2 separate regions of the Homo sapiens genome follow, and region 1 is linked to region 2. A link is a contact called in ENCODE Hi-C or POLR2A ChIA-PET data. All regions are on one chromosome and are shown on one strand. The core of a region is the stretch at or near the end of the contact, and the rest is flanking DNA. Distances in the headings are between cores, read along the strand shown. Region 1 holds the start of HERC6 (HECT and RLD domain containing E3 ubiquitin protein ligase family member 6). Region 2 holds the start of HSD17B11 (hydroxysteroid 17-beta dehydrogenase 11).

Region 1 (3,930 bases), core at 1,336-3,835, 990 kb before region 2:
CTGAGTTCATCATCCTTTAAAGTCCAAACCCCCTTTTCTTTGTTAAACATGGTACACAAGCTCCTAAGTCGAAGCACTTGAGTTTCACTTCTATTCTGTAAATTCCCACGCATGTAAATTCCCCTATATGTAAAAGATTAATAAAATTGTATGCTTTTTCTCCTGTCAATCTGTCTTTTGTCAGTTAAGTTTGCAGGACCCAGCCGCTGAACCTAAGAGGGTAGAGGAAAAATTTTCCTCCTCCACACACCTTTTGAAACTATTCTCAGCAGGTCATCAAAAATGTAGTCAAATATTTGCTTACGAGAATATCAATCAGTATTATTTATAAAAGCCCCTAGTGGGAAACAATCTAATTTCCACAAAAAGAGAATAATTATGGTACTCTCAGAGTTTAGAATGTTATGCAGCAATTTAAAACATATTTTCAAAACATACAAAATGAAAGGGTAATATGTTCATAAGATTATGCTTGATGAAAACACAATGTACAGAGTTGCATAAATACTGCATATACAAATCTATAATGACATGATTTTTATAAAGATTAAATATGTACATAGAAAAAAGTAGACAAGGAGAAAATGCATCAAAATGTTAGGAGTTATCTTTGGGTGTTGGAGCTACGGTGATTGCTTTCTCGTATTTCTACAATAATCCATAACGATTATTGTATTATCTCACATATATAATATATATATTTATTATTATTATGTTTTTTGAGACAGAGTCTTGCTCTGTTGCCAGGCTGGAGTGCAGTGTCGCGATTTCGGCTCACTGCAACCTCTGCCTCCCGGGTTCAAGCGATTCCCCTGCCTCAGCCTCCCAAGTAGCTGGGACTACAGGCGCCCGCCACCACGCCCAGTTTATTTTTTGTATTTTAGTAGAGATGGGGTTTCATCATATTGGCCAGGGTGGTCTCGATTTCCTGACCTCGTGCTCCGCCCGCCTCGGCCTCCCAAAGTGCTGGGATCACAGGCGTAAGCCACCGCGTCCGGCCTATTATGTGTATATATATATATTTATATATTATATATATATATTTATATATTATATATATATATTTATATATTATATATATATTTATATTATATATATATTTATATATTATATATATATTTATATATTATATATATATTTATATATTATATATTTATATATTATATATATTTATATATTATATATTTATATATTATATATATTTATATATTATATATTTATATATTATATATATATTTATATTATATATATATTTATATATTATATATATATTTATATATTATATATATTTATATATTATATATATTTATATATTATATATATTTATATATTATATATATATTTATATATTATATATATTTATATATTATATATATTTATATATTATATATATATTTATATATTATATATATTTATATATTATATATATTTATATATTATATATATATTTATATATTATATATATTTATATATTATATATATTTATATATTATATATATATTTATATATTATATATATTTATATATTATATATATTTATATATTATATATATATTTATATATTATATATATTTATATGCTATATATATATTTATATATTATATATATTTATATGTTATATATATATTTATATATTATATATATTTATATGTTATATATATATTTATATATTATATATATTTATATGTTATATATTTATATATTTATATATTATATATATTTATATATTATATATTTATATATTATATATTTGTATATATTTATATATTATATATATTTATATATTTTATATATATATTTTTATATATATATATTTTTTAATGCCCCAGTGTATTTCTAAGGGAGATACAGGTGTCTGACCCACAAACCACGTTTGTAAGGTCAGGCTGCCTTCTCCAGGTAGAACCGCGCAGGCGAGGATTTATCTGCAAGGCAAGCCGGAGGGACCACATCTCTTTCCAGAGCAGCGCTGACCAGGTTAGTTTCGGCTCTCAGTTTCGCTTTGAACTTGAATTGGAAACCGAAACAAATCCGAGGGGCGTTGGGAAAACGAAACTGAGGAAGTTGCTCTTCGGTAGCACAGGGCACCATTTTCCTGGTTCCTGTGGCTCTTCGGGCCCCGAGGAATCCAAGGCTCCCAGCACCCCTCCCTGCCTGGCCCGCGGCGCCCAGCATCTGAGCCGCTCCCTGCACCTGGGCCCCCGCGCCCCTCACCCGGGTCCCAGCGCTCCGCACCCGGTTCCCTGCGCCCGGTACCCAAGCCCCCGCGCCCATGTACTGGGGTCCTCACACCCTGCACCTGGGGCCCCCCGCTCACCTGGCAGCTCCCCGCGCTGCGCGCCCCTGCGGCCCAGCTGACCCCTGCTGTTGTCTCCGCACGAGAGGACCCTGTGGTTGGTCAGCAGCAGCAGAGAGTGGCGCTCCCCGCTGGCCGCCTGCAGTAGCTCAGCCCCGGGGCTGCCCGCCGTCCTCCGGCGCTGCAGCTCCCTGGAGTCGGCGCCCCAACAGAAGTACATCCCGCTTCTGCGCCCTGTCGCCTGCTCCGGATTCCGTCGGTCCCGCTGCGACAGGCTCCCGAACGCTGGTGACTGGGTGCGCGATGATTTCCTGAATATCAAGAGACTCACCCTGTCTTCAACCCGCCCCAGGGGCGCAGCCCTGGCCCCATGTCAACTCTCGCTGCCTGAACTTCAAGTGCTGAAGAGCAGAGAGGGCGTCCCAGGGAATAAAACTGAGTTTACATCCTAAGCCATTTATGAGTCGTGAATGCCACTTTGGGCAAGTTACCTAATGATTCCGTGCTTCAGCTATCATATCTACGAAATATGGACTGCAATTCAGCAAATCTAATATGTCGGGATAATTTAATAGGCACATAAAGTGTTAGAATAATACCTAGAGTGGTTAATAAAGCATCTGAGTGCCCACCTCATTCCAGACCTTTTTTGGCATTGAAAATATGTTTGTTTTTTGTTTGTTTGTTTGTTTGTTTGTTTGAGATGGAGTGTCGCTCTGCTGCTCAGGCTGGAGTGCAGTGGCACCATCTCGGCTCACTGCAACCTCCACCTCACGGGTTCAAGCTGATTCTCTTGCCTCGGCCTCCCGAGTAGGTGGGATTACAGGCATGCGCCACGACGCCCGACTTAATTTTTGTATTTTTAGTAAAGATGGGGTTTCACCATGTTGGCCAGGCTGGTCTCGAACTCCTGACCTCAAGTGATCCACCCCTCAGCTTTCCAAAGTGCAGGGATTACAGGCGTGAGCCTCTGGGCCCCGCCTGAAAATACAATTAGTGAAAGACAAGATCCTCTTGATGCGTTTACATTCTCCTGAGGGAAAGAGAACATAAACAGATAAACACATAGTGTAATATCAAGGGGCAACGAAAAATACAACAGGAACCAGAGGGTGGAGGCGGAAGGCACTGGTATTTGAGATGATATTAGGGAAGATCTCTCTGATGAAGTGATATTTGTGCAGAGAGCTGAGGGGACATGGGAAATGAGGGAATGAGTCGTGATCACACCTGAGGGCAGAGGATGAAAAGAAGCAGTTGGAAGGTTTTGAATAGAGAAGAGCCATGATCTGACTTCAGTTTTTAAAGATTCATCTGGCTGCTGTGTGAAAAATAATAGGACAAAAATGGAAGCAGAAAGCCAGTTAGCAGAGACTACTTCAGAGTTCAGGTCAGGTGATATCCTAGAAGGGAAGAGAGGAGAAGTTATTAGATTCAAGACATGTTTTGAAAGTAAGAGTCCACAGATTTGATGATGGATTAGAAATTGGGGGGAAAGAAGAAAAGGGATTAGGGATTACTCCAGGGTTGGCTTTAGGGGTTACTCCAAGGTAAACTCTACTGGACTGGGAAACCCTGAGGAAGGTGCAGGTTTAAGCTATGTGTGTCTGGAATACAGATTGGTAATGATAACTG
Region 2 (3,938 bases), core at 327-2,826:
TTTATTCATTTACAGTATAGGTATAAATATATCCTGACTCTACTTTTCTCTATTTCCTAGGAGGCTTTTGAAAATCAAATGAAATAATATATGTGGAAGAACACTTTGTAAACTTTCTATACAAGTGTTTTGTAAATTTGGATTTGGAGGCTATCCAAAAAAAAGTTGTAGATATTCTGAATTCAAAGAATTCTATAATGGGGTTCACTTTTGTGAGGCTGCCACTATCCCTTCATCCCCTATAACAACGTATGGCTGCTTAAGTAAGAGGGACAATCGAGTTTGAACTATTTGTGAACTTTGATTTTTTTGTGTGATCTTTCTGGCTCTTAAATATGAAAGTTGACTATTGTCACACAACAAAGTCCCTTCCCAAGCACTGGAGTGTCTTGCGCAAAACCCAAATCCAATGTCTGTCAAAAATGAGTTGGAAAAAAATGCATGCAATACCATTATTAAGCTCTTACTGGACACAAGCCCTAGTTAGGTCTTTTCTTCCAGTAACCAATCTCTAGAATTTTTTCAAGTCACTAGTTAGCATATACTGAATACCCATTTATATAGGCTACAAAACCAAATGTTACATAGGTAATCTTTAGGCTAAATGATTTGCTATTTATTCACTTGAATAAAGATAAAATTCCTAAAGTACAACATATATTTTTTATTTTCAAACTCTAATAGGTCAAGTGAAAAATGATTATTCAAATATACTCTTCTTTCTTGTGGAAACAATCCCTTTAATACGATAACAATTTTTTCTGGCGCTTGATTGAAGCTGTCCTTGAACAGACAAAATTTCCCCTGTCTTCCAGAAATCGTGCTTAGTTCAAACTAAAATGTGATGTAGCGCAATTTCTCAGCTGGAAGCAGAACGATTGGTCTTTTCAGGATCCTTTAAGATAGGAATCTACATTTGCATCCTCTATCTAGTTTTTGTTTTTTAGGACAAAGTCTGGCCTTTTCGTCCAGGCTGGAGTGCAGTGGCGCGATCTTCACTCACTGTAGCCTCCACCTCCTGGACTCAAGCAATTCCCGTGCCTCAGTCTCTCGAGTAGCTGGAACTACAGGCACACGCCACTACGCCTGGCTAATTAAAAAAAAAAAAAAAGAGACCGGGGGTCTCCCTATGTTGTTCAGGCTGATCTCGAACTCCTGGGGTCAAGCGATCCTCCCGCCAGGGCTTCTCAAAGTGCCAGGATCACAGGCGAGAGCCGCCGCGCCCAGCGGCACCCCCTATCTAGTGATAAGCAACCTTCAACTATGAAAGAAGCATCTGGCCTGTGGACACTGTCGGTTATCCTTGGAACTTATCCAATTTAGGAAAACAAGTGAGCAACTAACCCTCCAAGGCCGGCTCACGACACCGGGAGAAAGTGGTGTAAAAGACAATCGCGGCCACACACCGCGTGGGGGCTGCGCAAAGCAGAACTAGGAAGCTTTGCTCCGGTCTGGACTTCGTCCCTCCCAGATCTCTGAGCTAGCAAGCACTGCAGCCCGAGCCAATTGCGAAAGACCAACAAAGCCCAGCCCAGCGGAAGGAACGGTTTCGGAGTTGTTTTTCTTTGATACGGGAGTTCCTCCTTGCTCTCGCCCCTACTCTTTCTGGTGTTAGATCGAGCTACCCTCTAAAAGCAGTTTAGAGTGGTAAAAAAAAAAAAAAACACACCAAACGCTCGCAGCCACAAAAGGGATGAAATTTCTTCTGGACATCCTCCTGCTTCTCCCGTTACTGATCGTCTGCTCCCTAGAGTCCTTCGTGAAGCTTTTTATTCCTAAGAGGAGAAAATCAGTCACCGGCGAAATCGTGCTGATTACAGGAGCTGGGCATGGAATTGGGAGACTGACTGCCTATGAATTTGCTAAACTTAAAAGCAAGCTGGTTCTCTGGGATATAAATAAGGTAACAGTGTTTACTATGTTTTACTTTCTGGTACCTTTAATTTGTGGATGTGTCTGCATTTTGCTGGCAACCACCCTTTACCTCATCTCTGCAAAGCAGGGAGGAAAAAAAAATTAGTATTGCCATTTTGCAGATGGGAGGGCATGAATTAATATGTTGTATGATCACATGATAAACAGACCTAGAGGTTATAATAGTCCCAGTTACTGCCCCATTTGTAAATTGATCCCCATTTTTGCCCTAAGGATAACTCATAATTTTTTCCTGAACCTGATTTCATTGATCCCTCTATTTTAAAAATAGGGAAAAAACAATCGTTTTAGCTATATATTAAAAGAGTAAGAAGCTTGTACCTATTAAGAGAAAGTCCTACTTACTGTTAATGAGAAAAGTGGTTTGAAAGATTATACTCGCCGTTGGCTCACGCCTGTAATCCCAGCACTTTGGGAGTCCAAGGCAGGCGGATCGCGAGGTCAGGAGATCGAGACCATCCTAACACACTGAAACCCCGTCTCTACTAAAAATACCAAAAAAAAATTAGCCGGGCGTGGTGGCGGGCGTCTGTAGTCCCAGCTATTGGGGAGGCTGAGGCAGGAGAATGGCGGGAACCCCGCGGGGCGGAGGTTGCAGTGAGCCAAGATGGCGCCACTGCACTTCAGCCTGGGCGACAGAGCTAGACTCCGTCTCAAAAAACAAACAAAAAGATTATACTCAACAGAAACCAATGCTACATTGCCATAGTTATTGCCAAGAGTAATTTTAAAAAGCATCTTTTCCGGGAGGCTGAGGTGGGGGGTTGCTTGAGCCTGGGAGGTGGAGACTGCAGTGAGCTGTAAACGCCCCACTGCACTCCAGCCTGGGTGACAGAGTGAGACCCTGTCTCAAATTTTTTTAAAAAACATTTTTTACCACGTTTGACCTGTGATACTGAAGGAGTGGCGGGAAAGCATCTTTTAGTAAAAACAATAAAAGGGAAAAAAACTTTCAGTGTAATTTTTTACCTAGGACAAGTGTAGGTGTGGCTTAGGGAGGAGAAGAGGACCTAGAATCCAACCTTTTATTTGACCTTTGGTAGATGAACAAAGGGGTTTCTAGAAGATACCTGATGGCCTGAAACATTATCCATTACACACTAGTTGACATGCAATGCTGTAAACAATAATTCAAAGGATGTGAAGTTAAATGAGGGTTAACCCAGTGAGTGGCTGATGAAGACAGCAATCAACAAATAATGACTGTCTGCTGCTTAGACATTAGGGATAGGGTGACAAACAGAAAATAAGGTTCCATGACCTCAGTCTAGTAGGGAAAATGGACATTAAGTAATTACAAGTGCAGGCTGGATGCGGTGGCTCACACTTGTAATCCCAGCACTTTTGGAGGCCGAGGCGGGCAGATGACCTGAGGTCAGGAGTTCAAGACCAGCCTGGCTAACATGGTGAAACCCCATTTCTACCAAAAATACAAAAAATTAGTTGAGCGTGGTGGCGTGTACTTGTAATCCCAGCTACTCATGAGGCTGAGGCAGGAGAACTGCTTGAACCTGGGAGGCAGAGGTTGCAGTGAGCCGAGATCATGCCATTGCATTCCAGCTTGGGCAACAAGAGCAAAACTCTGTCTTAAAAATAAATAAATTAATTAAATTAAATTAATAAATAAAAAAGTAATTACAAGAGCAATGAAAAATACAACCCAGGTCCAGCCTGGACCAGCATGGTCAAGGTCTGGCATGGTGATATAGTCAGACACATCTGAGCTTTCGTTTTCTGATTGGGTAACTTACTCAACGTTTCCACAGCTTTAGTTCCTTTTCTGCAAAATGGATAAAATAACAATACATACCTCAAAAAGCTGTCAGTATGATATGAGATAATGCATACAAAGCATTTAGCACAGTGTGGTATAAGGTAAACACACTGCAGTGTTCTTATTATTCCTTGACAAAGTGTGGTTTAAGCTAAAATTTAAATGTATGTAAGAGTTAGTTAGGTTAATGACTTCCAATGTCCAGTGCTGGTTTGTACAAAATTTTCTC

The links. A loop is a pair of places that touch in the nucleus more often than their neighbours do. ChIA-PET counts read pairs that join two places held with the same protein, here RNA polymerase II (POLR2A). Pooled maps may share reads with other maps.
Region 1: a map of naive thymus-derived CD4-positive, alpha-beta T cell shows a loop between it and region 2 (4-fold over the local background). The contact joins the promoter of HERC6 here to the promoter of HSD17B11 in region 2. A Hi-C loop is called at or near these places in 1 of 168 maps with a recorded cell type or tissue (naive thymus-derived CD4-positive, alpha-beta T cell), 1 of 37 single-sample maps with no recorded cell type and 7 of 50 pooled maps. POLR2A ChIA-PET finds 5 or more read pairs at or near these places in 1 of 52 experiments (activated naive CD8-positive, alpha-beta T cell).

The regions. Positions count from the first base shown.
Region 1 is chr4:88,377,507-88,381,436 of GRCh38, reverse strand. It overlaps HERC6 (HECT and RLD domain containing E3 ubiquitin protein ligase family member 6), which reads right to left and starts at 2,585. Exons shown (of 23, transcript NM_017912.4): 1 at 2,317-2,585. The coding sequence starts at 2,515. RefSeq lists an enhancer at 1,833-2,162 and a silencer at 2,173-2,362.
Region 2 is chr4:87,388,826-87,392,763 of GRCh38, reverse strand. It overlaps HSD17B11 (hydroxysteroid 17-beta dehydrogenase 11), which reads left to right and starts at 1,576. Exons shown (of 7, transcript NM_016245.5): 1 at 1,576-1,903. The coding sequence starts at 1,694. RefSeq lists enhancers at 709-1,281, 1,295-1,364.